2 separate regions of the Homo sapiens genome follow, and region 1 is linked to region 2. Evidence: chromatin loops called from intact Hi-C (ENCODE). Cell type or tissue: heart right ventricle. All regions are shown on one strand. Each heading gives the region's core, and the rest is flanking DNA. Links, peaks and the distances in the headings are about the cores only.

Evidence for each region. Peaks named below come from ENCODE experiments on the same cell type or tissue, not always from the same donor. Only the 100,000 strongest peaks of a DNase experiment are listed, where the experiment ranks them.
Region 1: it touches region 2 in a loop (7-fold over the local background); 2 of 110 quality-filtered maps call a loop at or near these places.

The regions. Positions count from the first base shown.
Region 1 is chr20:63,681,392-63,691,611 of GRCh38, reverse strand. RTEL1 (regulator of telomere elongation helicase 1) reads right to left here. Exons shown (of 35, transcript NM_001283009.2): 15 at 6,015-6,089; 16 at 5,740-5,821; 17 at 3,842-3,974; 18 at 3,562-3,675; 19 at 3,433-3,473; 20 at 3,226-3,311; 21 at 3,007-3,084; 22 at 2,480-2,557; 23 at 1,964-2,110; 24 at 1,747-1,862; 25 at 1,402-1,525; 26 at 1,171-1,318; 27 at 665-807. RTEL1-TNFRSF6B (RTEL1-TNFRSF6B readthrough (NMD candidate)) reads right to left here. Exons shown (of 38, transcript NR_037882.1): 15 at 6,015-6,089; 16 at 5,740-5,821; 17 at 3,842-3,974; 18 at 3,562-3,675; 19 at 3,433-3,473; 20 at 3,226-3,311; 21 at 3,007-3,084; 22 at 2,480-2,557; 23 at 1,964-2,110; 24 at 1,747-1,862; 25 at 1,402-1,525; 26 at 1,171-1,318; 27 at 665-807. Among named protein-coding and RNA genes, the nearest start is that of TNFRSF6B, 10 kb to the left of the region's middle. RefSeq lists a cis regulatory region at 2,291 and enhancers at 2,219-2,363, 7,449-8,173, 8,900-9,624. In heart right ventricle, for the core only: no CTCF peak of the experiment used is centred there; DNase peaks (open chromatin) are centred at 4,461 and 4,931; H3K4me3 peaks cover 1,292 bases; H3K27ac peaks cover 5,877 bases.
Region 2 is chr20:64,042,365-64,057,934 of GRCh38, reverse strand. SOX18 (SRY-box transcription factor 18) reads left to right here and starts at 8,296. Exons shown (of 2, transcript NM_018419.3): 1 at 8,296-8,776; 2 at 8,973-10,353. The coding sequence starts at 8,419. The coding sequence ends at 9,769. It also overlaps a transcript of TCEA2 not described here. RefSeq lists enhancers at 1-165, 166-855, 4,306-4,995, 7,744-8,425, 11,497-12,417 and 2 more, promoters at 8,156-8,416, 7,519-8,416, 7,311-8,419 and silencers at 8,557-8,606, 15,262-15,361, 15,382-15,441. In heart right ventricle, for the core only: a CTCF peak has its summit at 7,236 (motif pointing right); DNase peaks (open chromatin) are centred at 3,824, 6,244, 7,876 and 8,313; H3K4me3 peaks cover 7,910 bases; H3K27ac peaks cover 7,725 bases; H3K27me3 peaks cover 4,449 bases.

The DNA of each region.
Region 1 (10,220 bases), core at 750-8,749, 360 kb after region 2:
ACAGCACACCCCGGTGACAGTGCCACAACTTGGTCCTGTCCAAGTCACACCAGCGGCTCATGAGGCTCGCAGGTGGTGACTTGTAAGAGCAGGTCCAGGGAAGACAGTCCGACCACAGCGAGGGGCTGGCAGGAAGGGGACACAGGTGCCTGGTGCCTGCACCTGGAGCTCACTCCAGGGGCCTGAAGGGCAGGGATGGGCAGGAAGAGGGGAATGGCTCCCAGCAGGAAGCAGGGAGAAAATTTCGGGTTGGCCTGAGGAATTATGGGCTTCTGGGGCAAAAGGCCCCAAGGAAGAAGGAACCTGGGTTCCACCCGCAGCACATTCCTGGAGAAAGGCCAGCCTCAAGCGCAGCCAGTGGCAGGGGCACCCGACCTTGAGTGCACTGAGCCAAGCTGACCCGCCAGAGAACCAAAGTGATGTGGGGGGCACCCGCGGAGGGCCAGGGCATGCACCACCTGGGAGCCAGCAGCCTGTGGGTGAGGTGGGGTGGAGGACCCACAGACAGCCAGGCAGCTGGGATCCCCCGCCCGCTTGCCCGCCTGCCTGCCAGGCAGGGGATTTACAGGGGTGTGTGGGGAGGTGCCTGAGGCCAGATGGGCGGGGTCGGGTTGGCCTCAGGAGACAGAGGGTCTGTGTCCATCCCAAGGCCCTGGAACTGTACCTGCTCCTCGCCAGGGCTCCCCGCCCGCTGTTCGCTGTGCTCCAGGGCGGCCAGCAGCCCCCTGGGCCTCTGCCGGGCAGGAACTGGCTCCTGCTCATACTCCACACACAGGCTACTCTCGGGGTCCCCGGCAGCTGGTGACCCTGCAGGGGCACCCGAGTGCGCAGTGAAGCCCACGGGGGGCCCCAGCTGGGGTCCCTGCCTGTGGCAAAGCCCCTCTTGGGGGAGAGTCCCAGCACTTGGGGTCCTGCCTGTGGGTGTCCTCCCTGCTATTGGGGGGAGTCTCAGCCTCGGGGGGCATCCTTGCCTGGGGCGTTCTCTGCCTGTAGGGGAGGGTTGCAGCCCGTGGGGGCCCTGCCCTAGGAGGGAGAGGCAGCCTTTGGAGGTGGGAGGGGAAGCGCACAAAGCCAGGTGAGTCGCCTCCGCCCTGGGCGCCTGGTGCTGCCCGCCCCACGCCGCCCGCTCCGCCACCCCCACACCGCCCACCCAGCGCTGCCCGTCCGCACCTGAGGACCTCTGCTTCAGGCTGGGGACATGCAGGTCCAGACTCTTAGCTTTCCTGGTGGAGAAGAAGGGGCCAGGCGACTTGGCCTCGCTGACAGCATCTTCTCCACGCACACTGGGTGCTGTAGCCCGGGGGGCCGGCGCTGGCATCTGCAGAACCATGGGGGTGGGTGGACCCATTTCTGGCTCCTCTGGGGACAACACCCTCATCCCCTCCCTGGGCAGGAACTCACAGTTCGCTCGGCAACACGGAAGAACTGGGCCACGTCTCGGATGACATGGCCAAAGTTGTCATACACCCTGACGTGGGGACGCACCCAGGAGGGCAGTTGGGCTCTTGCGTCGGCAAAGGCGAACCTGGGGGGTGGCCATAGCCCTGCTGCCCTGCCCACAGCCGCTTCAAGGGTTCAGTTCACCGAAGTGAAGACCCTCATCTGCTGCAGGGGCCCCACGCTGACCCCGAGTAGCCGGAGAGGCTCTGGAGGAGACGGGGCCTCATGTGGGGAAGGAGAGTCCAGGGGCCCAGTGGGGTGTGGGCGTGTCCCCTGGCGCCGCGCCTGCCACCGGACTGCACGCACCTGTGGTCACAGAGGAAGACAGCTCCGTAGTCCTGGCGGTGCCGGATCACTCGCCCGATGGCCTGGTTCACAGCCCTGGACGCCTGCTGCCGGTACCACTCCTGCCCAGAGAGGAACTGTGGGGCGAGGCGGCTCGGTCACGGGGGCTCCCTTGGCCACGGGGCGGGGGCTCAGTCACCAGACCGCCTTACCCCAGCCCCACCCTGCTGTAACTCACCTGGCCCCCAGCCCCACCCTGGCCCTTCATCTCATCCAGGAACTGCATCTTGAGGACAACCCGGGGGTCCATGCGTGGGGGGTACGGGAGGCCCGTGACAATCACACCACGGCCATTCGTGTCTGAGAAGTCCAGCCCCTCGCTGGCCTAGGGGACACACCAGGGAGCTGCCTGGGGCCGTGGGGGCTCCTCTCCCTGGTGCCCACACCCAGCCCAGCCACCTTCCCCGAGGCTCCGTCCCCAACCAGGGGTGGGAGGAAGCTCCATCTGTGGGTCAGGACCCCACTTGGGGTCCACAGCTCCCAGACGCCACCTCCAACTCTTGTGGCCAGGAAACTCCCATCCTGCCTGCCCAGGCCCAGAGCAGGACACGCTCCCAGCAGGGCCAGCAGTCGCTCTCGTGGGACCCAAGGAGGGGACCGGGCAGCCCCCAGGGCCCAGAGTCTGCTGGGGAGCCATAAGCACCCACCAGGGAACAGGCAACCAGGTCAGGGCAGAGGGCCCTGGAGAGCTCACCTTGCCCCGGCAGACCGCCAGGAAGGTGGCGCCGGTGGACCCAGGGGCGGCAACCCTTGCATAGTAAGCACTGATGGTCTGGAAGGAAAGTTGGTGAGGCTGAGCCTGGAGCCCCCCCCCAGCCCCTTCCTCCCCCATGAGGGAGACCCAGGTCTCATGCTCCAAGATGAAGGATCGTCCTAGCCAGGAAGGCCAATCGGGTTCTGGAAGCTTCTTCCTGGCACGGATCCCAGGCTGACCCCACGCCTGCTCAGTGCTTCCCAGAAAACACGGGGAACCCCAGGGCCAGGGTGGCCGACTAGGGCTACTCAGACAGGAGGGCCACTGTTACCACACCCACCCGGTGCTGGGGGCTTTGTAAGATAAGAGGCAACACTCAGGGCCAGGAAGGAAACGCAGGAGCCCTGAAGAGGCAGCGGGAGCCGCCGGAGCCCATGGTCAGGGCCAGTGGTCAGCCTTGGGGAAGCTGTGAGAGGCAGGGGAGGCACGAGGGGGCAGCAGGCCCAGAGCCCCGGCCAAGTGCCGACCTCGGAGAAGCTGCCTTTGCTCCTGGGCTCCACAAACAGCGGCTTCAGCGCCTCCATCTTCCTGGCCAAGTCGCGGGCCTGTGGGAGGAAGAGGCAGGGACACGGCAGCCCTGGTCACGCCGCCGATCCGATGAGGGCAAGCAGGAGCTGTGACCACTGCCTGCTTCATGCTCCAGCCCTGCCCTCACCCACCCCGCCCAGAACACAGGGGAGACGCACCCGCCAGAACTCCAGGCTCTTCTCCATGACAGGATAGGAAGGGAAGAAGATCAGGAGCCCATAGGGCACCACGCGGGCGATGTTGCCTGGAAGTGCAGGGGCCGGGGTCAAGGCAGGGGCAGGATGTCTGCAGGGTTCCCTACCAGCTCTTGGGAGCAGGGGTCCAGGATCCAGGATGGGCACAGCTGGGGCATTCAGGGCACTCACCCAGAGCCTTCCCCAGGGAGGATAAGCACTCCTCGGAAAACCTAGAGCCGGAGAGGCCACTGCTCAGGACCTCAGGCCTCAGTGCTCCCCCACCTCCCACCCCAGCAGGGCCCAGGGACAGGCCCTCACCGTCTGTCAAACGCGGAGCTCAACTGGGCTCCATCGGGGCCTCTGGGGACGACCCCCACCCAGATCTGGTGCTTGTCGATGATGTGTGGGTTCTCCAGGCAGACTGGGAAAGGGCTGAGCGTGGCCAGAGGGAGCAGACAGTGGGGAAGTGCACCAGCACCCCTTTAGCCCTCGAGGCCCGAGACCCCCAGCACCCGGCTCATGGGGACCCCCACCACTTCCACCCCGCTGATGTCAGAGGTGTCACCGGTGCTCAGGCCCTGGCAGGGGTGGCCCGTACATCTGCATCTCCAGAGCAAAGGAGGACACCGGGGCCAGCGTGCCGCTGGTAAGGATGAGGGAGCGGACGCCCTGGCGGACCAGCTCGTGCATGCTGTGGCCGGGACTGAAGCACCAGTAGCTCAGCACCTTCCCTGTGGGGCGGGGGGCGGCAGAGGGCACAGAGTGTGAGGACGGGACTGGGGGCCTGACCACCTGCCTCTCTGCCCATCACCCTCTCCACCCACTGGCATCAAGCAAGCGAGCCGCGGGCAGCCACCCAGGCCCACTGTGCAGAAGTCAGAACAAAGGAGGCTGCCCTGAGTGTGAGCCTGCCAGCTTGGGGCCCCTCTGGGGGACAGGGGGTCCTGGGAGTAGGAGGCAGACCCCAGGCAGAGGCTGGGGACACCTGCAGAGAGGTCAGCCCACTCCAACCCTAAACTTCTGCAGAAACTGTGACATGCGGCTCAGGGCAAGAAGCCCACCCCGCCAAGAGCACACGGGAAGGAAGCGCCGGCATCCCGACATTCCACGGCCGCGTGCAGAAGACGGGGTGCGAGTTCCCAGCTCTGCCTGGAAGCAGGACACGTGCACAAGCCTCTGAGTGGCGTCAGCAGTGAACAAGGGCGCCAGCTCAAAGGAAGTTCCTAGAAGGGCTTGACCGACTGGCCACGGCGGCCGTGGCCTGGGGAGGAGGCTGAGTCTGGATGCCGGATGCCGGGAATTCAACACGGCACAAGCAGAACGACTCTGACTGCGATTCGGAGTCAGCAGGGACGAGGCACGTTTCCTTCCTGGGGCTGAGTGTGCCCTGCAATGGGGGAACTTCCCCACCCCCTCCTCCAGGAGCTCATTTCCTACAAACGCCCAGTGCAGGGAGTGGCTGCTTCTGAGAAGTCAAGTGACATCAGAGGTCAATGGAACAAACAGATTCCAGGCCCTTGGAATCTGTGCACCGGCTGCCTCAGGCACGCACTGCCTCCCGCAACCCCAACTGCGTGAGGGGCGCCGGCCTCCCCCCGGGATGGACGCTTCCTGCTGGGAGAGGCCTTGCTGCAGGACCATCACCGAGCGGGGGTCAAGCCACGCCACCCTGACGCCCTCCCAGCCCTTCCCTTCCGGCTCGGCCAGGCAGACCCAACCACAGCAACCGCACAAGGGCTGCTTCAGCCAGGGCCACGTCATGCCACCATGGGTCGGACAGCAGCTGAGAAAGAATGTTCCAGAGAGGGACGAACCAAGCCCAGAGGCAAGGCCCCACTGGAGCACAAGGCAGGGGCAGCAGCTCCCGCAGCTGCAGCCGTGAAGCCCCACCCTGGACACCACGCAGTGGGGGTGGGGCCAGATACACCCCAAGAACCACAGGGCTCCGGACACGGAGCCGAGGGCACACTCACAGACCCCATCCACACAGCGTCCCCGGCAGCACCGACTCGAAGACGCCACGGAGCACAGGAAGCCAAGAAGGCACGTGGGGCCTCGGGGCTGAGCGCACCAGGGGCTTCGGACAACAGGGCCAGCCGGGCCCCCTTCAGATGTGACCCTGAGGCTTGGCCCGGCCAGGCGCTGCGTGGAGGCAGCAGGCAGAGCCGTGCCTCACTGTGGAGGCTCTGTGCTGACGGCCTCGGCATAAACGAGCGTGTCCCAGCAGGGAGGCCTGGCTGGGCTGTGGCTCTGCCACCACCAACCAGGTGACTCTGGGCAGGTCACGGTGCCATCAGGCCATCTCCTACGTCTCTCAGTAACTCCAATCTTCAGAGGGACAGTGAGGAGAATGCTCTGGATTGGCCTGGATATGGAGAAGGTGGCCAGGCCCATGGGGGCAGGAGATCCACGGCTGGGCATGTGCCTAGCCTGTGGCATGGTGGTGCCGGGCACTGCACCCGGGCGGGCGGGGAGCGTGTGGGCCCAGGTCTGTACCTCGCTTTCTGGCTGCAGTGGTGCTCCAGGCATCAGACCGCTGAGCCGTCCTCCGGTGACCAGCATCAGGATGGATGTGCACCTGGAGGGGACAGGACCAGGAGTGTGGAGGCCCCGCCCATGTCCTGGGGGCAGCCCCTTACCTTTTAGGACCAGAAGACCCCCAGCCCCACCTGCCTCCTGGAGGTGGCCCCCACCTTATAGGACTGTAAGGCCCCCAGCCCTGCCGGGGAACAAGGGCTGCCCTCCACCTGCCTCCTGGAGGTGGCCCCTACCTTATAGGACTGTAAGGCCCCCAGCCCTGCTGGGGAACCAGGGCTGCCCTCGGAGGGGTCCACACTGAACACAATCTGAAAGGCAGAGGAAGTGCAGCCCCGTCAGGAGCCTGAGGCCACCCGACTTTCTGCAGCATCAGCCGCATACACAGAAGGTCACAGGACACCCAGGGGTCATCGGTTCACCGGCCCCTGCCATCATGCAGCCCCAGGCCAATGGACAGGAGCTGGCACCTGCCTGACCCTTTCTCCTCCCTGCAGGGACCCCCGGTGAGCTCTGTGTTCCCCCAACATAGGCCATCTCCATGCACTGAAAATGCGGCAGCCCGAGGGGCCTCTCCTCCCGCCAACTGGCCCAGCCCTCCTCTCTGTGCCCCTGAGGGCCCCAAATTAATCTAGAAATTCAACATGGCCTAGTGCAGTGGCTCAGGCCTGTAATCCCAGCACTCCGGGAGGCTGAGAGGAGCAAACTGCCCGAACCCAGGAGTTCGAGACCAGCCTGGGCAACATGGTGCAACCCCAGGGTGTTCACCAAAAAAAAAAAAAAAAAAACCTAGCCGGGCATGGTGGCATGTGCCTGTGGTCCCAGCTACTTGGGAGGTTGAGCTGAGAGGATCCCCTGAGCCCAGGAGGTTGAGGCTGCAGTGAGCTGTGATGGTCCCACTGCACTCCAGCCTGGGCAACAGAGAGACCCTGACTCAAAAAAAAAACAGGAATTCAACACATTCTAGTCAAAATCACAGTAAGATTTTTACAGGAAGTAGACACGCTGACTCCAAGATGCACTATGGAAAAAACGTCAGGGCAGGTTTCAAAAGAACAAGAGGCCGGGCGTGGTGGCTCACACCCGTAATCCCAGCACTCTGGGAGGCCAAGGTGAGAGGATCACCTGAGGTCAGGAGTTCGAGACCAGCCTGGCCAACATGGCAAAACCCCATTTCTACTAAAAATATCAGGCTGGGCACGGTGGCTCATGCCTGTAATCCCAGCACTTTGGGAGGCGGATCACGAGGTCAGGAGATCGAGACCATCCTGGCTAACACGGTGAAACCTCGTCTCTACTAAAAATACAAAAAATTAGCCAGGCGTGGTGGCAGGTGCCTATAATCCCAGGTATTTGGGAGGCTGAGGCAGGAGAATGGCGTGAACCCGGGAGGCGGAGCTTGCAGTGAGCCGAGATCGCGCCACTGCACTCCAGCCTGGGCAACAAGAGCAAAACTCTGTCTCAAAAACAAACAAAAAGAAATTGGTTCAGGCCAACACCAGGACTTACGACAAAACCACAGTGAACAAAAACATGAGGAAAAGTGTGGCAGGTGCCCAGTGGAGTTGGGGGAAGCCGAGCCGCTCGGTCAGCGCACAGAACCACCGGTGTGGCGTGCTGGGAAAAATCAAGGTAGAGTCTGCCTTTCACACCCCCACAGGTGACGTCAGAAGGCATGGAGGCCCAGACACAAAGCTCCGTCACTCTACAGTGCAGTTTGGAGAATACACAAGACCCGGTTTAGCATCTTGGTCGGGAGGCACAAGCTCAGAACAAAAATCTGACAAGGAAACATGTGTTCACCAAACCTGTCATGAAAATGGAAAAAATGACCAGCATGAGACAAGGAAAGAATATGTATGTCGGCATGGGATCCTCAGAACTTAGAGAGAGAATATGTATATGGGATCCTCAGAACTTAGAGAGAGAATATGTATATGGGATCCTCAGAACTTACAGAGAGTATATGTATATGGGATCCTCAGAACTTACAGAGAACCCTGCAAATCAATGGGAAAGGAATGATGCCTGCACTAGGAGAGGAGCGCGTGACGACCGTTCCTGGAAAACGAGCCAAAAACGGCCAGAACAGGAACGCAAAGCCCCCAACAGGCTCAGCAATGTGGCCATGTCAGCCAAGCCACCGCCGTCAGAGCCCCGCCGCAGACTTGAGGGAGTTCTGCTGGGAACACCAAGAAGCCGGAATCATTCACAGAAATGCGGAGAAGCCGAACTAGAGAACACCGGGGGGCAGACACCACGGCTGGAACACAGAGACTTGGCAACATGCGTGGATTTGTGCAGGCGTGCGTGCGTGTGTGCGTACTCTGCATGCATGTGCACGTGCCTGGGTACGCACAGAAGGAGAGAGAAATTTCCTTCCGTTCCTTCCTTCCTTCCCAGCCATTTTCACTGTCAAGACAGCTAAACACAGGGCCTTGTGTTTTACCAAAGCATTTGGCCCACGGGGATGGAAGTAACAGAACAAGTTCACCCCCACGCTGGTGGCTGCCATGAGCAGGGCTGAGTCTGCCTCAGGAAACAGCTTCCTTCGAAAAGCCTTCTGCTGGGCAGGCATGGAAGCTCTTGCCTGTAATCCCAGCACTTTGGGAGGCCAAGGCGGGCAGACTGCCTGAGCCCAGGAGTTTGAGACCAGCCTGGGAAACATGGCAAGACCTCATCTCTACAAAAAAATTTTAAAAATTAGCTGAGTGCGGTGGTGCACACCTGTGTTCACAGCTCCTCGGGTGGCTGAGGCAAGAGGATCACTTGGGCCCAGGAGGTTGAGGCTGCAGTGAGCTGTGATCAAGCCCCTGCACTCCAGCCGGGGTGACAAAGCGAGACCCTTTCTCAAAAAAACACCACCACAAATCCCCCTGTGCCTCAGCCCAGGGCAGCTCCGGCCTCAGGCAGAGAGGGATGAGGACCCAGCAGTCTCACGGGGGCCCAGGGGCAACTGGTTCCCCAACACGGGCCAGCACTGCCCAGAGTTTGCCTCCAGCTAAGCCCTGACTTCCGAGCACACGGCCTGACCCTGCCTGGAGTTCGCCTCCAGCTGAGCTGTGCATCCCACATCCTCTTCCTGGGGCCACTGGCCCCACTCTGCCCCCAGGGTCACCTGTGACTCAGGGCTGCAGGCCCAACCCAGCACCAGCCCTATGGGCACCGCCCACACCTGCAGGGGCTCAGGAGCCAACGCGGGTGAGCACTGTGTGCAGTCCCTCATCCTCCAGGCACCCGAGGGCTGGCAGAAGCTGAGTCATCCACCAGCGGCTACTTAGAGCAGCAGCCAAAGGAAATTCCAAACCGATGGAGTGTGCAGGATTCGGTTCCAGAGTGTGGAGTCTTCTCCTTAAGTGGGGGCCTGGGAGGCCACGTTCCAGGATCCGGTTCCAGAGTGTGGAGACTTCTCCTTAAGTGGGAGGCTGGGAGGCCGCGTTCCAGGATCCGGTTCCAGAGTGTGGAGTCTTCTCCATAGCTGGGGGCCTGGGAGGCCGCGTTCCAGGATTCGGTTCCAGAGTGTGGAGTCTTCTCCATAGCTGGGGGCCTGGGAGGCCGCGTTCCAGGATTCGGTTCCAGAGTGTGGAGTCTTCTCCATAGCTGGAAGCCTTGGAAGCCGCATTCCAGGATTCAGTTCGAGTGTAGGAACCTCAGAAGCCACATTCTAGGATTCAGTTCCATAGTGTGGAGGAGACTTCTCCATAAGTGGGAGCCTGGGAAGCTGTATTCCAGGGAGGGACAGGCCCGGGCCAGCTCACACCTGCCCTCCAGGCCCTGGGCTGCAGGGCTACCTCGCCTGGCCATGTGCTGGAGGTGCTTTGCAGTGACCCATCAGGGACATGGAAGCAGGTCCGCCTGATAGGTGCACGGCCTCCTGCTTGAAGAGCCAACCACACTCCATGCGGGACAGCACAGCAGCCCTTGGCAGGCAGGAGCCACAGACAGAGGGGTCTGGGCCTGGGATGCCCACCGTGCCTTTGGGGAGGAGTTGGGAGGACAAGGCAGTGCTGTCCTTCCAGCCCCAGCTACCGCACAGAGAAGACACAGGCTGTGGCGTCACTGGCCACAGAGACGGCCACAGTGGAGGGAGGGCTGAGCCTGGGCCCCACCACCCTGTGCCCACCCCACCTGGTCCCTGCCCAGGTCTCGCCCCCGCTCAGAGCTGCGTCTGTGAAGGAGAAGGCAGTGCCTGCTTGTTCCGGGATCTGCAGCTCCATGCCCAGCAGCATGCACAGGCCAGCCATGCATCCCAGGGTTCTTCTGCGGCCTCCCCCAGCTCAAGCACCCCACAGGCCAGATGGACACTCATGAAGCTGTCATAGCGCTGGGCAGCCCTGCCTAACCCTGCCATGATCTCGTGTGGCCAGCAGGTACAGCGTGGGCAGCACAGAGGAGGCCTCACAGGGCTCCACACAGCCACCTGTGCCTTGGCTTCCCCAGTC
Region 2 (15,570 bases), core at 3,798-11,797:
CACGGACGGGTGGGCCTCACTTCACCACCACCCCACCCCCAAGCCCCAGGGAGGTCCAGGTGGTTCCCAGCAAGAGCCACAGCTGCCCCCCAGGACTGTGAAGTGGCCGAGGTGAGAAGGTGGCCAGTCCTAGAGAGTGGCCTCGTTTGTGAGGGCTGTGGCGGCGACCAACCCTGAAACTCCCCAGTGCCCCTGGTCCCGGGTCCCTCAGGAGCTCTGGACTTCTGGGACCTTGCTCAGAGCATTCTCGCCCCCCAGCAGACCCCTCCTGGAGCTTACCGACCTCCGGACTTCCTCCTCCACGGAGCTTCCCCAGCAAGCTGCTCAGGGCCGCCAGACGCTCCCGGGCCCTCAGAATTTGCACCCAGAGGCTGACAGCATCAGAACCATCGATTCTCCTGTGGGGCCTCGCCGCAGGGTGCTGCTCCAGCCCCTACTCCCGCCCTCGGCAGCTGAAGAACTTTCCCTCCCCTGTGCGCAGGCACACATGCACACGCACACACGCAGGCGGGAGCCTCGCACACACGGGGAGCCACTGCGGACTGGTTGGCGAGTGTCTGTCTCTCACCCGGCCCAGAGGCAAGGCCTGGATCCCTCAGCCGCGTTAGGGCTACGGTTAATGTTCGGTTTCGGTTAAACCCTGAGAACAGGCGGAAATGCACGTAGCCTGAAGGGTGGCTCACAGCGGAGGCAGTGCCCACGGAGGAGAGGGACGTTCACTCACCCGCTCCAGGCGCTGGTCCTGGGAGCCACAGCCACATGACGTGCAGGTGGAGGGGAGAGGCCTCCTGACTAGGAGCTGCCACAGGGTGAGGAGTGCCTCACTCCCCTTCACGGACCCAGCGGCCGCACGACACCAGGCTAGGTCTCTGTGGTCACCTGCAGCCAGCCTCACCGGGGGCCGAGCCCCAGCAAACAGGAGGGTTCCATCTCCTCCTCCAGGGTGTCCTCCACACTCGACGTCTTTATGGACAGGGACATATGGATAGGCCTTTAGGAATTCTCTGTGGGCAACGGGGCCCTGTCCTGAGGGCTCTAAGGGGGAGATGTGACCCACCTTGGAGGTCTGAGGGGGCAGCCCTGGCCCCAACAGGCGTCTGGGGAGAAACCCCTGGTCCACCCCACAGGGCCAGCCGCACCTTTGGCCCAAAGGCCTGCCCCTCCCCCATCCTGAGTCCAGGAAACGTCGGAAACTCAGGCCATTTATTTTTCTATTTGTGTCCCCTGCCCCCTGCCCGCCCAAAGCCGGCCATGACCCCAGTGGCCGCTATCCATGCTTCCCCTCTGGCTGAGGCAGCGCCGTGGTGGGAAGGCTCCCGCTGCCAAACTCACACGGAGCCCCCCTTGCTTCCTGCAACCACAGAGCGGGGGCTGGGGATCCTGCAGCCCCAGGAGCCCCCACCCCCTGCCACCCCATGGGCAGCCCTCCCACAGCCCAAGCACCTAGGAGCCGTCTCTGCGCCCCTTTCCATCAGACCCTCCAGCCCACCTTGGGGGCTCTGCCGAGCTGTGACCCCAGTGGACCCCACCCAGGCCTCCCTTGGATGCCCCCACCAGCAGGGCAGCGACGGGGCTTAGGTCCAGCAAGTGCTCCCCTGTCCCATGCGCCAGCAGAGGAGGGCAGGGGATGGGGACTGGGCCCACTGCTCCTGGCTATGCCACTGCAGCACCCGGCTCTCTGGACCTCAGTCGCCCAGTCTGTAGAATGGGAAGAGCCACCTGCCCAGGGCAGCGTCTCTCGGAAAGTCCCCAGCCCAGCCCATAGCCTTGGCCCAGTCCCAGCTCCCTCCCACAGAAGCAACGCTGGGGGAGGCAAGAGGCATCCCCAGAGGCCAGTGGCGGCCCTGGCGGCCTGCTCCAGGCTTGCTCTAACAATGCACTTCCCCCACACAATTCCCAGAAATGCAGCCCTGCCAGCCCGCCAGCCTGGCGGCCACTCCACCCTCCCCTTCCCCAGAGGCCCCAGGCAGCCGTGGGGTCGGGGCTATGGGTGAAGCCTAGAGACCTGACTCACAGGGCAGCAAAACCAGGGTTCCCTGAGGCGGCACCTCCCAGGGGCCCAGGCCTCCCAGAGAGAGACCAGGGAGACTCCTGGGGCAGCCAGATGGGGTCTGAGAGCAAACCTTGGCCAGGCTCCCGCCGCGGCAGAAGCAGAGCCCCCTGCCTTCTGGCAGGGGACTGCCCGTCCCTCCTGCCCCGCACAGCCCCGTCTTCACGTAGCAGCTGAGCTGAGGCAGATCACACTCCACTCAGAACCTCCCAAGGTCCCACCTCACTCAGAAAATGCAAGACCCTCCCAGAGCCAACTCAGCCCCTTGTTCCCTCTGAGCCTCATCCCCTCCTCTCTGCACCCCCTGCTCTGCTCACACCAGCAGACTTCCCTGCCCCAGGGCCTTGGCACATGCTCCTCCCTCTGTGAAAAGACTCCTCCCATGAACCCCCAAGGGCAAAAGCCACGTGTGGCCCTGACACAGCCCCTCCCTATACCTGATGAACCCCCAAGGGCAAAAGCCATGTGTGGCCCTGACACAGCCCCCCTCCCTACACCTGGCACCCCAAGTTCTGGCTTGTTTGTGGATTTGTTTTTGGTTAGGTTTGTTTTGTTTCGTTTTTGTTTTTTGAAACAGTCTTCCTCTGTCGCCCAGGCTGGAGTGCAGTGGTGCGATCTCGGCTCACTGCAACCTCCACCTCCCGGGCTCAAGCAATTCGTGTGCCTTAGCCTCCCTACTACCTGGGATTACAAGCATGTGCCACCACGCCCAGCTAATTTTTGTTTTTTGTTTTTGCTTTTGTCTGGAAACAGAGTCTCACTCTGTCACCCAGGCTGGAGTGCAGTGGTGCGATCTTGGCTCACTGCAACCTCTGCCTCCTGGGTTCAAGCGATTCTCATGCCTCAGCCTCCAGGGTAGCTAGGATTACAGACATGCGCCACCACGCCTGGCTAATTTTTGTATTTTTTTTTTTTTTTTTTAAGTAGAGGCAGGGGTTTCACTATATTGGCCAAGCTGGTCTCGAACTCCTGACCTCAGGTGATCCGCCCACCTTAGCCTCCCAAAGTGCTGGGATTACAGGCATGAGTCACCACACCTGTTTGTGGATTTGTTGATTGTCTGTCTCTTCTCACCATAATGGAAGCTTCCCACAGGCAGGGACCTGTCTGTTTTGTTCTCTGCCAAATTCCTAACCCCTAAAACAGGGTCTACTACACAACAGGTGCTCAATAACAAATGGATGGATAGATGTTGCCTGTCCCTGAGCAAGAAGGGGTGGATGAGCCCCCAGAACACAGGCCTGCCCCCTCCAGCCTATGTGGCAGCCCCAGCTGGCTGTCACCAATGCCAGGACAAGCAACAAAAAGAAACACACAGCTTCAGGCATCCGGCCCTGCAGTGCCCCTCCGTGGCTGGGAGACAGATGACCCCTGAGGATGTTCTCCCTCTCCCGACTTACCAGCCTGGCAGGGGAGAAGGAGGCTGGGCCAGCCCAGGACAGGGTAGTCAGAGTGGACACTGCCCTCCAGGGACCCTGGGGACCGGAGTGTGCTAACACATGCCCCACGGTGCAGGGTACACTGAGAGCCCCATCTGGGCCTCTACAGAGCCACAAATGGACTGGGGCTCACATAAGCACAGGACCAGGTCACCCACAGACCCAAGCCCAAGTCACCACGGTCTGAATAAAGGCAGCCATACAAGCATGGAGGTGGAGACAAGGGTGGGGCCAGCGGAACTTGGGCAGGAGCTCCCAGCCAGTGGGGGCCGGGGCCGCAGCACAGAATGTCTGGCGCCTGCTCAGCCCAAGCTGGCCCCAGGCCCCCTCCTGCAAGGCCGGCCTTCCTTCCTGAGCTGCAGTTTCCTGGCCCCTCCCTGCTGTTGCCTCAGAAACCCGGAGCAGCCCAGCCCCCCAGCCTGCTTCCCATGGAACCCCCCCAACACACACACACACACAAACATCACTGGGAAGGCCGCACAGCAGGCAGCAACACCCAGGGACACAAGCGGCCCTGCAGCCGCCCCCAGGGCAGGACACCCCAAGGGCCACACAATGGCCCCCACGGAGCTCAAGCAGCTGCTCTGACACCCCGACTCTTGCCCAGTGCCCCTAAAAGTGGGCACAGCCCTTGATAACACCCTAGGTACATGCCCACCACAGCACAACACCCCAGAATTTGAGAACAGCTTCCACATCACCAGGGCCCTGGGAGCACCTACAGAAGCCCCGCTCGCCGCAGATGACCCGACCCCGACTGTCCACAGCACATCTGCTACCCGAAGCCCAGCATCACCCTGTGCATTCAGCACTCCCACCCCCACCAGCCCCCTGTGGCCCTCGACCCAGAGAAGCCCCTACCCCTCTCGGTCCTGCTGGCCCTTAGCACCGAGTAGAAGAGACCCTGACACCACACGACGACTGACACCTGACACCACACGACGACTGGCACATCACCCCTTAGACTACAAAAGCACCCCACTCACACCGCACACCCCAGCCTGCAGGCCCCAGCACAGCCCCCTGCACCCACACCTTCAGACCCTTCCCCACTCGCACCGCAACCCCAGCTCTGCATGCAACTCTCGGGTCCGCTGGACTGCGGCAAATCGTCAGGTGAACCCTAACCCCACACCTAACAGTTGAGAGGCGCCGCCCAGGTGAGCAGGAGCATGTGCACCTCTCATGCCTGCTCATGCCTAGGAAAGCACAGGCACCTCCTGCCGCCCCACCTGCCCTCTCCCAGAGTTGAGGCCGGCAGCTATCGGAAGCCCGGTGACGCTGTGCACACCAGGACTGAGAGCTGGAAGGCACGGAGCCAGGAGAAGCCTCTGTCCCTGGGCAAGGGCCACCTGAACCGGACCTGTCATTGGCCAAGAGGGACATGCACACAACTGTGTCCACCTGGTGCTGAGGCGTCAGGCGGCCTCGTCACAGACCCTCGCCCCAGCTTCACATTCTCCCTGCCCTGGCCTCTGCCATGTCTCACTAGGCCTGGAGCCGCCACCCCAGGACAAGGCCCACTAAATACAGAGCTCCTGAGGAGTCAGACATGCCTCCACGGGTCCCAAAGGAAGCCTACCGAGGCAGCAGACAGAAGGAGACCAAGATGCTATGGCCTCTGGAGGACAGTGGCTGGGAGGTCGGGGGCTCCCTGTAGGAAGAGGTGTTCAGCTGTGGGCAGAAGGTAGGATCTGAACTGGAGAGAGCCGAGGTTCGGGAGGCCAGAGAGCCCCCTCCACCTGAAACTGCATCCAACAGGAACCCCCACCTTCACCCTTGAGGAGCAGGAGGGTCCAGGCCCTGCGGGACTCGGTAATTGGTCCCAGCCTCGCTGCTCTTGCAGCCGCAGGGGCTGGGCTGGTGGGATCCTGGGAGGTCTGTGCCCAGGCAGTGGCTGGGAGGTCCTGCCATCCCGGCCCAGAGCCGCGCCAAGCCAAGCTCCCACCCAGAGCCACGGAGGGGGACTACCCAGCATCCTTTGCGGACCTCACTCAGAGGCCGGGGTTCCTGTCCAAGCTGAGGGAGAGGGGCAGGTGGCAGGCAGGAGGACAGTGTCCACTCAGTGCCCAGGCCAGCCCCACCCTTGTAGAGAAAGCTTGCCCCCAAACTCTGCCTTTCTGACTGGGGCTTGGGGGCTACAGATAGGCTCCTTCCCAAGGGTGGGCCATAGCCCACCTAGTCCAGGACAGACTGAGGTGGGGTTCCAGAGGCAGAGGAATGCCCCTAGACTCATGAACTGCCTGCCCTCTTTTGGAGAATGCTGGGGCCCAAGCTCAGTGGCCAGAGAAGCCTTGGGGACCCTCCAAACTTCACGGAGCAGGACCCCTGGTCCTGGACCTATTATGGGTCCTCATCTCTTCCTGGGAACGTCCAGCTTGCCTGGCTCTCAAGGCCCTGGGCAGCCTCCAGCACTAGAGTCCCCCTCACCCCACACCCAGGCAGACAGACAGACACAGGCCACACACAGATGCACAGACACACATCGGATGCCCCTCCCTCAGCACAGCTGGCCACACCCACACCATCCCCTCTACAGCCCTGGCAAGTCCCCCCAGCCCTGCGGCTCCAGATCACGCCACCCTGGCTGTGGTCCCTACCCCCACTTTGTCCCATCTGGACACTGGGCCAGGGCTGCCAGCCTCCTCCCTGCCACGCAGAGGGAGAGGAGCACCTCAGGAGGCTCCCCGCCCAGCCCCGACTCACAGGACATGACAGCCGGACACCTGAGTCCACAGCCCAGCCAAGAGGGTGGGTCACTGGCTGGCGCCAGGCAAGGCGGCTGCTGGTGGGTGTTGTGGGGGACGTGGAGGCGATGAGGTCATGCCGGACACTGCCTGCCACTATGTTTAGAGCAGCTCCAGTGACTCTGGGCTCTCGGGGGTGGCAGAGGACCAAGCAGGGCCCCCAGGGAACTGCAAATCCTTCCCCACGTGTGAGGGCTACTGCAGAGGACCCCGAGGACCTCTTTCCCAGGCCGCAGTGACCAGCCACTGCCCAGGCTGAGCCAGGCCCTGGTGACCCCTGACTGCAACCCTAAGGTTGTGAGTAGAGAGAGCTTCCGCCAAGTGGTAGCCCTTTGGGGTCTTCGCACGGCTCCCCACCCCCCCTGCACCCTCCTGCCAGCTGCCCAGGAGGCCCACCCACACTGAGACTCGGCCAAGGGTCCAGCCACCCATACTGAGATTAAAGGAGGACTAGCAGCATCCGGCAGAGGCCTGTGAGCCCCTCCATCCCTGTGGCCACAACCCTGCCTGCCTCCCCAGAAAAGCCAGGGGCCGCACCTCCTGGTGCCCCACGGGCCCCCCATTAGCCAGCACTGGCTCAGTGTCTGTGAACGAGGTGCTAGGCCCGTGGGGCAAACTGGAGGGACGGGAGATCTGGAGACCAGACTGGGAGACCCAGCCCCGTATGCTGGGACGATGGGCGTCGAGACAGACTGTGATGTGGGGCTTTGGGGAGGGCTGGACACCGACCGCGACAGCCCTCGGTGGGAGTGCCCCTGTGGGGGTGCTGGCCTCAGGGCAGGAGTGCCCCTGGGGACAGTTCAGGAACAGCCTCTAAGGGGCACTGCAAGGCCCACGTGGGGCCCACCCCATTCATAACACAGGCTGGATGTGGCCTAGCGAGGCTGGCAGGGACAGAGAACCAAGAGCTTCTGGCCACACAGGCTCAGGGTCACAAGACCTGTGGCCTCTACCCATGGGGCTCCCGGCATAGTGTGGCGGGGGGAGCTGGGGAGCCTCCAGGCTATGAGGAGATGTGCCGCGAGGTGGCGAGATTCTGACCCTGCCTGGAGGGCTGCTGGGGACACCCAACCCTTCTCCAGTAGAACCATGCGTGGCAGTGGGAGGGGAGGACCTCCAGAGGGAGACCCTCAGCTCTGGAGCCCAGATCCCCTCCTGATGGAGTAGGAAGGGGACAGTGAAAATTCAGGAAGCTGGACGCTCCTCCGGAACCCGCCCCCGCCCAGGTCAGAGGGTCCAGGGAGGGGCCAGTGGGAAGGACCCAGGTAGGCCCTGCCTCTTGCTGCAGCGGTGGCCTGGGCTGGGCAGGGGAGCCAGCAAGCCACTGAGGGTCCCAGCCCCTTCCCCAAGGGCCCTTGGGGGGCAGGGAGGACGCCACAGCCTCTGCGTCCCTGCTCCCCCTTCTCTTTGTGGGCTCCGTCCAGGGCCTCTGCTCTCTCCCTCCCTGTGTCAGCTTTGCCTTGTGCCAGAGTTGGTTTGGGAGTGAGGACAGAAGACCATCTTGTCCCATAAAGGCACTCAAAGTCCCTGGTGCTGACGGTTACACATGGGTGTAGAGTTTCCAGCATGGGCGCCCCTGGGGACTCAGAGCGCCTCCCCAAAGACGGGGCCTTTTCTGAAGGCGCTGCACTCCAGGAAGGACTTACCGGCTGTTGGGAAGGCAGCCTCCCCAGAACTTGGTGTGAAAAAGGGCCCTCTCCTCCCCATGGAGCCTCCCAGCGGGGGGCGGGGAACGGCAACCAGCGGGACACTGCCGCCCTCCCCCAGTTACTGCCCGGGGGTCCGACTCCGTGGGTGGGTGGCAGCTCGCCTCCGAAAGTCTGGCAGCACCGGCCCTCATCAGCAGCCCTTTCTTTCCCACCCGGGGGGTCTCTCCTTCTGAGAGGTCGCGGGGGAGGTGGGGGGGCTGTGCGCGGGGGAGGCCTCAGCGGAATCCCGCCCGGCCTGAGAAGAAAGGGAGCCCCCGGGGAGGAGGCGGCCCCGACCCGCCCCCGCCCGCCCGCCCCGCCGCCGATTGGCCCTGAGCCGCTATATCTGGGCGCCCGCCCGGCCCGAGGCCACCGCCGTCCCCACCGCCATCCGCCCTCCCGGCCTGGCCTGCCCTTGCGCCCGGCTCCCCAGTGCCCGCCGCCCGCCCGCCGCGCTCCCGCGCTCCGTTCCGCCCAGGCCGCGCCCAGCTGGAATGCAGAGATCGCCGCCCGGCTACGGCGCACAGGACGACCCGCCCGCCCGCCGCGACTGTGCATGGGCCCCGGGACACGGGGCCGCCGCTGACACGCGCGGCCTCGCCGCCGGCCCCGCCGCCCTCGCCGCGCCCGCCGCGCCCGCCTCGCCGCCCAGCCCGCAGCGCAGTCCCCCGCGCAGCCCCGAGCCGGGGCGCTATGGCCTCAGCCCGGCCGGCCGCGGGGAACGCCAGGCGGCAGACGAGTCGCGCATCCGGCGGCCCATGAACGCCTTCATGGTGTGGGCAAAGGACGAGCGCAAGCGGCTGGCTCAGCAGAACCCGGACCTGCACAACGCGGTGCTCAGCAAGATGCTGGGTGAGCGGCGGGAGGGCGGCAGAGAAGGGGGAGAGGGCGGGGGGGGCTCGGGCCGGGGTGGGGCGGGGGGGGCAGGGGTCCCGGGCCGCGGGGTGCGGGGGCTGCGCCAAACCCTCGCGGGGCGTCCCGGGCGCACGGAGGGCTCGGCGCCCACCCGCCCGACGGCGTTCCACTCACTGGCGCCCACGGCCCGCAGGCAAAGCGTGGAAGGAGCTGAACGCGGCGGAGAAGCGGCCCTTCGTGGAGGAAGCCGAACGGCTGCGCGTGCAGCACTTGCGCGACCACCCCAACTACAAGTACCGGCCGCGCCGCAAGAAGCAGGCGCGCAAGGCCCGGCGGCTGGAGCCCGGCCTCCTGCTCCCGGGATTAGCGCCCCCGCAGCCACCGCCCGAGCCTTTCCCCGCGGCGTCTGGCTCGGCTCGCGCCTTCCGCGAGCTGCCCCCGCTGGGCGCCGAGTTCGACGGCCTGGGGCTGCCCACGCCCGAGCGCTCGCCTCTGGACGGCCTGGAGCCCGGCGAGGCTGCCTTCTTCCCACCGCCCGCGGCGCCCGAGGACTGCGCGCTGCGGCCCTTCCGCGCGCCCTACGCGCCCACCGAGTTGTCGCGGGACCCCGGCGGTTGCTACGGGGCTCCCCTGGCGGAGGCGCTCAGGACCGCGCCCCCCGCGGCGCCGCTCGCTGGCCTGTACTACGGCACCCTGGGCACGCCCGGCCCGTACCCCGGCCCGCTGTCGCCGCCGCCCGAGGCCCCGCCGCTGGAGAGCGCCGAGCCGCTGGGGCCCGCCGCCGATCTGTGGGCCGACGTGGACCTCACCGAGTTCGACCAGTACCTCAACTGCAGCCGGACTCGGCCCGACGCCCCCGGGCTCCCGTACCACGTGGCACTGGCCAAACTGGGCCCGCGCGCCATGTCCTGCCCAGAGGAGAGCAGCCTGATCTCCGCGCTGTCGGACGCCAGCAGCGCGGTCTATTACAGCGCGTGCATCTCCGGCTAGGCCGCCGGCGCCGCCCGGGTCCCTGCAGCGCTTCCTCCCGCAGCCCCCGCGACCGATCCGACCGCGTCGCTGCCGCTCTGCTCTCTCATACGCGTGTATGTTTGGTTCCATGTCACAGCCCCCTAGGAGCCAGTGATGCTCGGCCTTGCGCCCGTTCCACCTCCCAGGCCACCCTTCCTGGGCTTCTGGGCCACCTGCCCTCGGGGGGCCCCTGCGAGGGTGCCTGGAGTTCCCACGTGTCCCGGGGCTTTTCCAGGAAGCCCGAGCCCAGGACCTGTTGGCAGAGTTGCCAGGGTTACATTTTTGAAGCACCTGCTCCTTTTCTTGCAGTGTATTTTCTACAACCAGATTGTATTAATATTTTTTACTTTGCCCTTTTAAAAAATATACCTAATACAATATATTTAATTTTTAATTAAACTCTTAAACTTTTCTTCCAAGAAGTTTCAGTGATCAGAAGCGTCACTGTGGCAAAGACTTTTGCAATGTGAGGAATACAGATGTTTGCTTTCTATAAAGGAGGAGCCTGGAGCTGGGTCCCCGGACGGAGAGGCCACAATAAATCCTCGGGCCTTTCCTCTGCACACTGACATCTGTGGTGTTTGCAGGGAGGGAAAAGCAGTTCCCCAAATAGCCCTGGACGCCCCTTCCCTCCGAATCGCCCCCAGGGAGCCTGACTCCTAGCTTGAACCTCATAGCACTCCTTCATCCTTCCGTGACACATCCCAGAGAGCGTGGGTAGCAGGCATGGGTCCACACTCCCCCCCAGCCCTCCACTCCCCTCCTGTCCCACCCCCAGGTTAACTCAAGCCTATCGGAGGTCAGACTATACCAGCAATCCTGTCACACCCCCGCTAGGGTTTCATCGCCCTTGCCTCCACCTTAAAACTTCCATGCCCAAGGACTGCCCAGTACGGCCCCCTTTCCTGAGGGAGGCTGGCAGGTTGGCAGCCCACATGCAGACACAGACTCCAGGGTCTCCGTCAGCTGTTCTAACTCACCCCAGGGAGGACAGCACCATGCTACACCCACAGCGCTCCCCCCACCCGGGTGACCTGTCCAGCTCTGCCCAGAGACAGGTCCGATGGCCAAGGCAGGAGAGCACAGGCTTCACATCCCAAGACCCCCCAACTCTGGAGTCGTATCTCACTAGCCCCCAGGAGGACTGGACACCCTCTTTCTTTTTCTTTCTCTCTCTTTTTTTTTTTTGAGACGGAGTCTCGCTGTGTCACCCAGGCTGGAGTGCAGTGGAGCAATCTCGGTTCACAGCAAGCTCCACCTGCTGGGTTCACACCATTCTGCTCAGCCTCCTGAGTAGCTAGGACTACAGGCGCCCACCACCACACGTGGCTAATTTGTATTTTTAGTAGAGACGGGGTTTCACCGTGTTAGCCAGGATGGTCTCGATCTCCTGACCTCGTGATCCGCCCGCCTCGGCCTCCCAAAGTGCTGGGATTACAGGTGTGAGCCCAGCGCCCGGCCTGGACACCGTCTTTCCATGCTGACCTCTTGGTCCTCTCGACCTCAAACCCACGTGTTCAGGGAAGTTTGGAGTAATCACCCCCAAAAGTGAACACCCAGACACAGACACACTCCCTAGGGCCTGGCAGGTATAAGCCAAGAGGAGGGGCATGCACCTCCCTCCTGGGGGAAGGGCATATCCTGCCCCAGCACCCCCTCTGCATAGGTGGGGAGTCGGTGGGGAGAGCTGAACCTTTACTGCCCTGGTGTGGAAACTCACTCGCGGCTCAGCCTCCCAGGTACGGGGGAGCACACGCCTCTGAGAGTGTGTCTGTGGTTCTGCATGCGTGTGAATGAGACTCCCAGTGTGGCCCTTCATGCAGGTGACAGTGTGTGTGTGGCATATGGATGTGCAGCAAGCCTGGGGCGGGATGGACATGTGCCTGCTACCTGAGTGTGTGTGTGGAGGGGGTGGGATGGGGCTATTTTACAGGTACCCTCCCCTCAAGCAGGGCATGTCACCTCTGTGTTAATCAGCATGAGTGCCACCCCTCAGATGGGCCCCCAGTAGGGGCTGCACCTGGGGCCCCTTCCCCACCCCATTGGCAGCAGAGCACACAGAACTCAAAGACAAAGGAACAGAGACACGCAGAGGGGACAGACACAGACACGCTGAAGAGGGCAGGAGACAGGCTCAGAGGTAGACAGAGATGCACCAGGCAGGCAGACACAGCCCACAGGACACCGAGGTCATCGCCCATGTCTTCCAAGCAGTCTGCCAGCACACAGCAGGGAGGCAGAGACGGTGAGACCCAAAGGGACACAAGCCACATCTGTCTTTCGGTGGAGGCGGGGGGAGGGGGGTCTCTGAGGCACCAACATGGACTCTTCCTGGGATCATACCATGAGATAAATGCTCACACCTGTGAGAATGCAAGCCACACCCAGCTCTCGTGCCCACCAACTCCTGCTCTGGCCCACCCCCTGGAGCCCTGGGGTCAGCAAGCCCAAGATGCACCCCCTTCCATGGGGACCTCAGCCAGAGGGCGACCCAGCAGCCAGAATCCGCAAGTGGCTGGCCCAGGCATGAGACCACCTGCCCCTCCCCCAACCCCCAACCAAGGCAGGAGAGACAACAGACCCAGCCTGTCCTGCTGCCTAAATTCATGTGGACAGCCCCTGCCCCCGGCCTCCAGTGCCTCCCTGTTTGGGCTGGGCATCTCCCCAGCCACGCCTTCCCCGGCAACTCCCACAGACACAGACAGCCTGGGGAGGCCACAGTGGCAGTCCCATGGCCAGCACACATCCCCTATTCTGGACTCCTCACCCCCACTGCAACCCCCTCTAGGCCAATGGGGTGGAGAGCTTGGAAGATACCTTGGGTGGCAACACAGCCTCATGGTCTGTGTGAGGAGGGGACAGAGTGGGTACCTGTGAGAAGTCCCTCCCCCAAGTGCCAGGGTGGGGGGCTAGTGAGGGGCCCGAGCTGAAGCAAGTCCCAGCCCAGAGGCTGGAAATGCCCAGGAGAAGGATCAGAAGGGGACATGAAAGAGGCTTCCACTGAGGGCACCGGGTTCCAATAGCGGCTCCTCGGCAGCGGTGGGTGGGGTCTCCTTACAGGGCCTCTCCCAGGGCCCAGCCCAGGGATCTATCTCCCCTCTACCCGCCAAAGGCTGAACAGCCCCAGGGCCTGGGTGCTCCATCCCTGGCACCAGCTGCACACCCCTCCCGCTCCTGGCCCTGTCTGCCTTCTTCCCTGAGGCTCCAAGGGAAGTCTCCACCCTCCTCCTGCTGAGTCAGGCCTTAGATCCTGGTGAGAAGTTCTAGCAGCCCTGCCTGGCACTGGCCACAGCTCCCCTCCCGTCCCCCATGCCCAGGACCCAGCTTGTCCCTAGAGTGAACTGAGCGAGGTGTTGAACTCTCCCCAGCAGGCAGCCCAGGGGCAGAGTCAGAGAAAATGGGGGCTGAGAGCGGCTATGGTGCACCCCTCTCCCAGCACCAGCACAGACACACATACACACCCAGCCACACACCAGACGAAGAGCACATTTCACCCCAGCAAGGTCCTGCTGGGGCAGGCAAGGAGGGCACATGTGAAGACCTTAGCCCCCCACCACTCCGCCCCCACCTCTCAGCAGGAAAAGCACCCCAGAAAACCCAACCGCTCCACTTACGTTCTACAAAACCTACATAAAATTTAAGGATACAATGGAGTGGTTTTGTTGTAGTCACAAGGCTGGAAACCATCTCCACTGTCTTATTTTAGAGCATTCTGTCTGTTGCAGTCAAATGCTCTACCTCGGAGCTATGCTCCTTGTTGGTTTGCTGTAGAGACTCCTATGATTCTCAGGCTGGTCTTGAACACCTGGCCTCCCAAAGTGCTGGAGTTATAGACATGAGCTACCACACCTGGCCTTTATTTATTTATTTATTTATTTATTTAGAGAGGGGTCTTGCTATGTTGCCTAGGCTGCCGGAGTGCAGGGGCTATTCACAGAAACGATCTCAGCGCCTGCAGCCTCGAAAAGTGACCCTCCCTGTCTCGCTGGAACTGCAGGCGTGCGCCCCCACACCCATCTTTAATTTTAGAGCTTTTCATTACCCTCAAGAGAAACCCATTACTCCCTATTCTTTCCTGCCCCCTGCCCCTGATAAACACTAAACTGCTTTTGGTCTCTGTGGATTTGCAGTGTCTGGCCTGGATATTTCTTGTAAGTGGGATAATATACTATATGTGGCCTTTCGTGTCTGGCTTGGTTCACCCTGCACACTTTCAAGGTTCGCCCATGCGGTGGCCTGTCAGCGTTCCATTCCTTTTGTGGCTGAGTAACATCCCCTCCTTGTATGAATATATCACATTTTATTTATTCAGCGACTGATGGACACTGATGGTTTTTACTTTTCGGCTATCATGAATAATGATAGTGTTATTGATAATGATAATGAATAATGAATAATGTTGCTATGAACATTTGTGTACAATGTTTTGTGTAGATGTGTTTTTATTAAAATTACAAAAATGCGTATCTCTAATAACAAAGTCTGAACAATATGTTAAGTACCTGGAACCCATGCTAGAACAGCTGCCCTGGAAAGGGGGGTCCAGAGCTGCAAACCTCCAATCCCAAACAGGCCCCCTCAAAACTAAGGCCCTACAGGGACTGGCTCAACCCTCCATCCAGCCCACCCACCACTTCTGTCCCAGGCCAGGTGGGGAGCCCCAGGAGCCAGCTCCAGGCGTGCAGAAGGCGCAGGGTCTCACCTACGTTCTTTTTTTTTTTTTTTTTTTTTTTTTTGAGACAGAGTCTCGCTCTGTCGCCCAAGCTGGAGTGCAGTGGTGCAATCCCGGCTCACTGCAACCTCCGCCTCCCGGGTTCAAGCGATTCTCCTGCCTCAGCCTCCCGAGGAGCTAGGACTACAGGCGCCCGCTACCACGTCTAGCTAATTTTTGTATTAAGTAGAGACGGGGTTTCACCATGTTGGCCAGGCTGGTCTCGAACTCCTGATCTCAAGTGATCCACCAGCCTCGGCCTCCCAAAGTGCTGGGATCACAGGCGTGAGCCACCGCGCCCGGCCAGGTTCATTCTTGCTGAGACTGCTCTGGCCCGCTCCCGCTCCCCGCAACTCCTGTTCCCCGGGACCCCACCCCATCCTCCCCGACCCTGCTCCCTCTCCCACAACCCCCGTCCCGTCCCCCACGACCCCGCCCCGTCCCCCACGACCCCCGTCCCGTCTCCCACGACCCCCGTCCCGTCCCCCACGACCCCGCCCCGTCCCCCACGACCCCCGTCCCGTCCCCCACGACCCCCGCCCCGTCCCCCACGACCCCCGCCCCGTCCCCCACGACCCCCGTCCCGTCCCCCACGACCCCCGCCCCGTCCCCCACGACCCCCGTCCCGTCCCCCACGACCCCGCCCCGTCCCCCACGACCCCCGTCCCGTCTCCCACGACCCCGCCCGCCAGCGCGAGAAAACAGGAAGTGGCGGCGCTGGAAGCGCAGGAAGCGGCGGCGGGCGCGACGCTTATCTCGGGCCGCAGCCCGGACCCCTGGCCTCAAGCCGGGCAGGACCTGCTCACCTGGTGGGGAGCCCCGGCCGCCTCTTCCCCTGACCGCAGCGGCCAAAATCGGGCCGGGCCAGGCGGGGAGGCTGCGAGGAAGCCCGTGTCGGGACCTCCCGACGGGAGCGAGGCCGGAAGGCGACCCGGGAACCCGCGTCCAGCCCCAGGGCTGCCCACCTCCCCAGCGCACGCGGCTCTGCCCTGCGCCCAGAGGCCTGACCTCCTCATTTCCCCCAAAACAAGGACTCACTTCCCCCAGCAGGTGCGACCTCCCGCTGGCT